2 separate regions of the Mus musculus genome follow, and region 2 is linked to region 1. A link is a loop called in an ENCODE intact Hi-C map of the cell type or tissue named here. Cell type or tissue: left cerebral cortex. All regions are shown on one strand. Links, peaks and the distances in the headings refer to the core of each region. The heading gives the core; the rest is flanking DNA.

Region 1 (2,802 bases), core at 123-2,622:
ACCTGAACCACCTCTGAGGGAGCTCCTACAGTCCATTAATAAAGTGCTCCCGCCTGTTTGGAAAGCCACCCTTACCACCTTACCTGCCCAAGTGGGTTAGAATGCCATGCAGACCTAAAAATACACCACAGCTGCCACTATTACCCATGGTCCCTCATTTTCCCAGGAAAATTAAGAGAGTTAGCGTCTCTACCCCCACCTGAAATAGCAGTGTCAAACCACAATTATTTCCTATCCATTATAAGAGAGAGTGCATGCCACTACTGGAGCAAGTGGTTTTTGACTTAAGAACACCAATGGGAGCTTCCTGAGGCAGGAGACAAGCATCTTCCCTGGATGCAGACTGCCTGCCCTGCTTTGCTACTTCACTGCCATGGTTGATCTTAGTACTGTATTTTAAATGTGCCCCTCCCTTCCCAACAATGAACATTTGCCTGGCTTCAGGATGGAAGACAAATCTTAAATGAAACTGGCAAATTCTTATCACTCAATTCACATCACCCTTAAGTAGAGACAGGTGACAAACTTCAGCTTGTAGGTTTCTCACCCAAACATGTTCCTTTGCCCAAAATTCTTGCACTGGTGGGTTTCCATCACATCATGTCTATAAATGGGTGCACTTTACTGTTTGAATTTGTAACTCTGATAAATACTGGATATTTAAGTGTGAGTAATGTCTTCATTAGAAATTAGAGTCACTCTTGTCTCTAGTGTGTTTTTTCAAGAAAAAAAGATACAAGGAAAGAAATCAAGCAGTGGGCCACAGCATTTATAGCACAGAAATAACGTTGTATATAAGCCTCAAAGAGTAAGGATTTTTAAACACAAGAAAACATTTGCAGTGATTTTAAAGTGCTTTTCCAGCAATTTTCTTAGGGACTCCTGAGACATGGTTCATTTATTTACTGGATCAGTAAGGCACACAAGTAACAATTAAAATTATTGTTTATTTACAAAGTAAAGGGAAAACCTCTGTAACATGAGAATTCGGCATGGACAAATGGAGATCATTTTGTATCTGCTGTTGTGTCTGTCCAGGTTGCAGTCGTGCACTATTAGTCCCGAGTTAATAGAGCACAACCCCCTCTCGTTCCAGGTGCCCCTTTCTAGATGTGTTTAACTTAAACTTGATGGCTCAGGAAAATTCCACTCATTAGAATTGTGTACAGTATCCCAGGTTGTTGCCCAGATATCCAAGTTTGCTGATTTTAGTTAAGCCTGGATTATCACTTTTCCTAAATTATTATAAACAGAACAGCTTAGAGAAAGGTGTTCTCCTCCCTTATATTGTATAGTAGTTTATGATTCCCTCTAAATATTGGTATTTTTATATTTCAGAGATATACCCAATAGAAAAATTTTAAACCAGTATCTAATTTAATATCCATAAGTATTTTTCCTTAGAGTTTAGTCATATGCAGTGGGATATGTGGATGTCACTTGTGCTTCACCGTACTCTACCACTAGGTGTCACTGTGACCCTGCATCATACTTACCTGGTTACAAAGAATGGCTTCGTGGAGCTGCTGCCAGTGCAGCTGGCAAGGGGGCCCTACAGACTAGAGGTTCAGGAAGAAGGGAACACAAGCCTGAGGGGGCTTCCTGCAGCCATGCCCCTGTAGCAAGGCAGACTCTGGACACCACGTTTGCGAGGTTACATTGCGCTCCCTTTCTCCCCGTTAGAAACCGTTCCTCTCAGTTCACTCAGCCTCCGGCTTTTATAACTCCAGAAGAATCACAGTTGGGTGGTTGATTAAAGATGGTTATTTTTCTACTGCAGAAATGCCTTGGACAAAACCAGTTGCTCACTGAATCTTTGCCACACAATGGAACAGGCTCCCCAGGTGGCAGGATATGCTGCCTCTGTGCCCATCTCTTGTTGAGGCTCTGAGCGCTCAGCAGCCCCACCCACCCTACCTGTCTGCCCTCAGGCTGCCCAGTTCTCAAGAAGGGGTCTGCTACCGCCTTTACTCTGAGGGCCATACTGCCCTGCCTCGTGCTTGTTGAGAGGTGTGACTTCTCCTTTTCCTCTGGGAATTCCAGACTGACCATCTACCATGACTAACAATGAACAAAGGGCTTAGGGTAAGAGCTACCTACAAAGACGCGTCATGGAAACCTTCACCATGCAATGCCTTGAACTCAGCTCTGGCTGCTCCCAAGAAAAGGCAGCTGGCTAGGGGCCTGGACACAAGCACAACGGGGCTGGTGGAGCCACTGTGCAGAGCTACTTGAATATTCACTGGGTCTTCATCAACTCTTTTTGTAATACAGACCACTCAAGGGCTGAAGTGTTGGTAACCTTCATTTCGGTGTCCAATGCCTCACAGCAGCTGAGCCACCCTGAGATGCTTGTGGCCACGTGATGGCCACAGTCAGAGCTTTGAAAGTCAGTACCAAATGAACGTATAATTGGACACCAAAAATCAAGTGTTACTCTCATGTTTCCTCACCCTGTCATCTCATTTCTTCCTGCTGACTATCGTGATCCCTACACTAAGCTGACCAGTCAGGCTACAGCTGGCTGCACGCAGATGCCAGCCAGCACCATCTCCTGGTTTCAGATAGACCTACTCCGTGGGAAGAACGTGGCCTAGCTGCTTTGTTTCTGTAGCACTTGATGGCTGGATTTTTTCCTTTGCTAATCACTAACCAGAAAATCTGGCTAGGACTCAACTCACTCCCTTCAATCCCCAGGACCAGACAGAGAGTTAATTCTGGAAAATTCCGTACTTGAATGTACCTGCCTTACTGTGTACCCATTCACTGGGGGAGGGGGGATTAGAGATGTTGGCTCTAGAT
Region 2 (2,802 bases), core at 214-2,713, 110 kb after region 1:
CGTTAAAGTTAACTTTTCTGTTGGGCGTGGTGGCGCATGCCTTTAATCCCAGCACTCAGGAGGCAGAGACAGGCGGATTTCTGAGTTCAAGGCCAGCCTGGTCTACAAAGTGAGTTCCAGGACAGCCAGGGCTATACAGAGAAACCCTGTCTCGAAAAAACAAAACAAAACAAAAAAGACCTGTTCCGTAAAATAGATAGATAGACCTCCGCTAAGATTGTACTACAAGACCATTATTAACCCACTGAAAAATCAGAAATGATGTAACCAATAGAAAACTATGGACCAAATTTCCTGATATGCACAGAAATAAAACGTTTCAATAAAATACACACCTAGGTATCCAGTTAATTTTCTTTTAACTTTTATTATTTTGAAACAGATTCTCAACTAGCCCAGGCTGCCTCTAATTGGCTCTGTAGCCCAGGATAAGAGTGACTTTCTGGTTCTCCTGACTCTACCTCCCAAGAGCTGGATTAGAGGTGTGTAACACCATGCCTAGGCTCTATGTAAAAATAAAAGTGCCCAGTAGACTTGTTCATACAGGTGGCCATTACTAAAAGATGGTTGATAAGTGTATACTATTGTCCCTCAAGGCTTCCAAGTGTTTGTATCCATTAAAAATTGTATTTTACAGACTGGAGAGGTAGGATAGCCCTATGGGCACTGGATGCTCTTGCAGCAGACCTGGGTTGGATTCCCATCTGTAACTAACTCCAGTTCCAGGGGATTGAATGCCTCTTCTGACCTCCGTGGGCAACTGTTCACATGTAGTACACTTACTTATACTCGGGCACATACAAATACACGTAAAATTAACGTGTTTTAAAGTACTGCCTAACAATTCAATACAACCCCTTTCAATATCGTTGAAAGAATTTACATTTATATTGGTGTACCTAGATCCAGGTTTTTCTGCATTTCAAACTCATGGCATATAAGCATTTAAAGTTGGATTACCATTTGGCTTCTGAACATCCCAGAGGAAGAAGGTAAGTGACTAATAGCCAGGTCATTTGCAAATCGATCCCAGAATTCAGGAGTCTCTTTAGTGTCTGTAGGAAAGCGCAGGAAAGCCTTAATCAATCTAGCCTGTCCCTGGACGTTTCTATCATGCCTGAAAGAGAACAGTTAAAAGGTGGGCATTGGAGCTGGAGAGAGTTCCCGTTTGGCAAAGACTGAGGGACCGCCGGACATAGGGAGATGTAATAAACGCAGGTGGTCCTCCATGAAGGTAGGTTTGACAGTTACTGTCAGTGGAGAGAGGTGATCAGAACAGCAGCAGCAGAGGAGAAATAGCAGGCTTTACTCTTGGCCTAGAATTTGGATCAGTAGAGGGGCACACTTGCCCCCATGCCACCCACGCCCCCATTCACCCGCACTGCGCCGTTATCCCCTTGACTGACATCTTGGGTAGCCAATGATCTTTGGGACTTCAAAAGAGCCCGCCTCCAGGAGCTGGGCGGGGCTAATGAGCAGAATGACAAACATTTTCACCAATAGTAAGGAGGGCGCGGGCGCTACAACTGTGTCGACCAATGAAAAGAAGGAACAGTTTGGAAAGGACGTACCCGGCAGCCAACGCTCGTCGCCGCTGCGGGGTCGCGTGGCTTCCGTTCCGAGAGGGCGGGCCGGCATCCCAAACGGAAGGTGGTAGCGCTGCCCGAGCTGGTTTGAAACTGGTGGTCGGGCCCGGCCGAGTGTGAGTGTGTGTAGCCGAGGACCCGCTGGAGGGCTAGGCCGTTCTTGACCGCCCCGGCCCCGCCTCCCCTCGGACCCGCGGACCCAAGCCCGGGTCCCCGCCTGTCTTGTGCCCCAGCCCGCTGCCTCTCTGGCCGGCTCTGCGGCCCAGCCGCCACCATGTCCCTGCACGGCAAACGGAAGGAGATCTACAAATATGAAGCGCCCTGGACTGTGTACGCCATGAACTGGAGCGTGCGGCCGGACAAGCGCTTTCGCCTGGCGCTGGGCAGCTTCGTGGAAGAGTACAACAACAAGGTGAGTTGTGCCGGGGCTCAGCGTGTAGCCGGCGGGGAACGCTCGAGGTGGGCGGCAGCCCCGGTCCCCACAACTCTCCTGCAAACTCGCCTTGACCACAACAAGGGGGTGGGTCCTCTGTGGTCCTGTCGCTGAGGTTGTCACACTCGTTGCCTCTTATTTAGTTTTGACAGCCGGGGGAAACCGAGGCACGGTGTTGTGACATGCCTGAGGCAGATAAGATTTTCGATGGTAGTAGCAGGTTTCAGATCGGAGTCACACCCCCAAAGCTATGTCCTCCGTCCCTCTCATTTCCCCCACTCCTGTCGCAGTGCTTCTGTTGCTAGGTGGGGGGCGGGAGAGAGGCAGTGGAGGAAGATGCGGCGCTTGGATTGGTGGTCGTGCATTCCTGGCCACGCGAGATTTCTGTTAGGGCTATTTATTGCAAGATCTTCCCCATCTCAGGTGTTTCTCATGGATACAGAGCCCTAATGCTAGGTTGTCATTGGTCATTGGTTTTGCTCCTTGATGTTCACCCTCCCCCAAACAGCCTATCCTTGGAAACCTTAGTCTGTGGCATTATCCCGCCATTATTTCTGAATAGAGAAAGATGACGTTTGACCTGTTCTTTTCGTGGTTCTTTACACATTCATTTGCAGCATTGCTGGACATCATCACTTCATCAAAACACTGGCAGAAGGAGAGAATTTTTATATGCAGGGTATAGGTTTGAAAGTATTGAGAAGAATTTTCTTTCCCTAATCTCTTACCTTCATTCTTTTGTTGTAATTTGAGTTAAAAAAAAAAAAATGAATGACAGTAATC

What was found. Hi-C counts contacts between places; a loop is a spot of excess contacts. Peaks named below come from ENCODE experiments on the same cell type or tissue, not always from the same donor. Only the 100,000 strongest peaks of a DNase experiment are listed, where the experiment ranks them.
Region 2: a loop joins it to region 1, with 3 times the contacts of the local background. A loop is called at or near these places in 23 of 42 quality-filtered maps.

The regions. Positions count from the first base shown.
Region 1 is chr11:105,925,749-105,928,550 of GRCm38, forward strand. It overlaps Tanc2 (tetratricopeptide repeat, ankyrin repeat and coiled-coil containing 2), which reads left to right. Exons shown (of 26, transcript NM_181071.3): 26 at 1-2,802. Among named protein-coding and RNA genes, the nearest start is that of Cyb561, 17 kb to the right of the region's middle. In left cerebral cortex, for the core only: CTCF peaks have their summits at 1,466 (motif pointing right) and 1,666; a DNase peak (open chromatin) is centred at 1,472.
Region 2 is chr11:106,035,264-106,038,065 of GRCm38, forward strand. Kcnh6 (potassium voltage-gated channel, subfamily H (eag-related), member 6) reads left to right here. Exons shown (of 13, transcript NM_001037712.2): 13 at 1-331. It overlaps Dcaf7 (DDB1 and CUL4 associated factor 7), which reads left to right and starts at 1,609. Exons shown (of 7, transcript NM_027946.3): 1 at 1,609-1,998. The coding sequence starts at 1,861. In left cerebral cortex, for the core only: no CTCF peak of the experiment used is centred there; DNase peaks (open chromatin) are centred at 1,517 and 2,382; H3K4me3 peaks cover 1,768 bases; H3K27ac peaks cover 1,711 bases.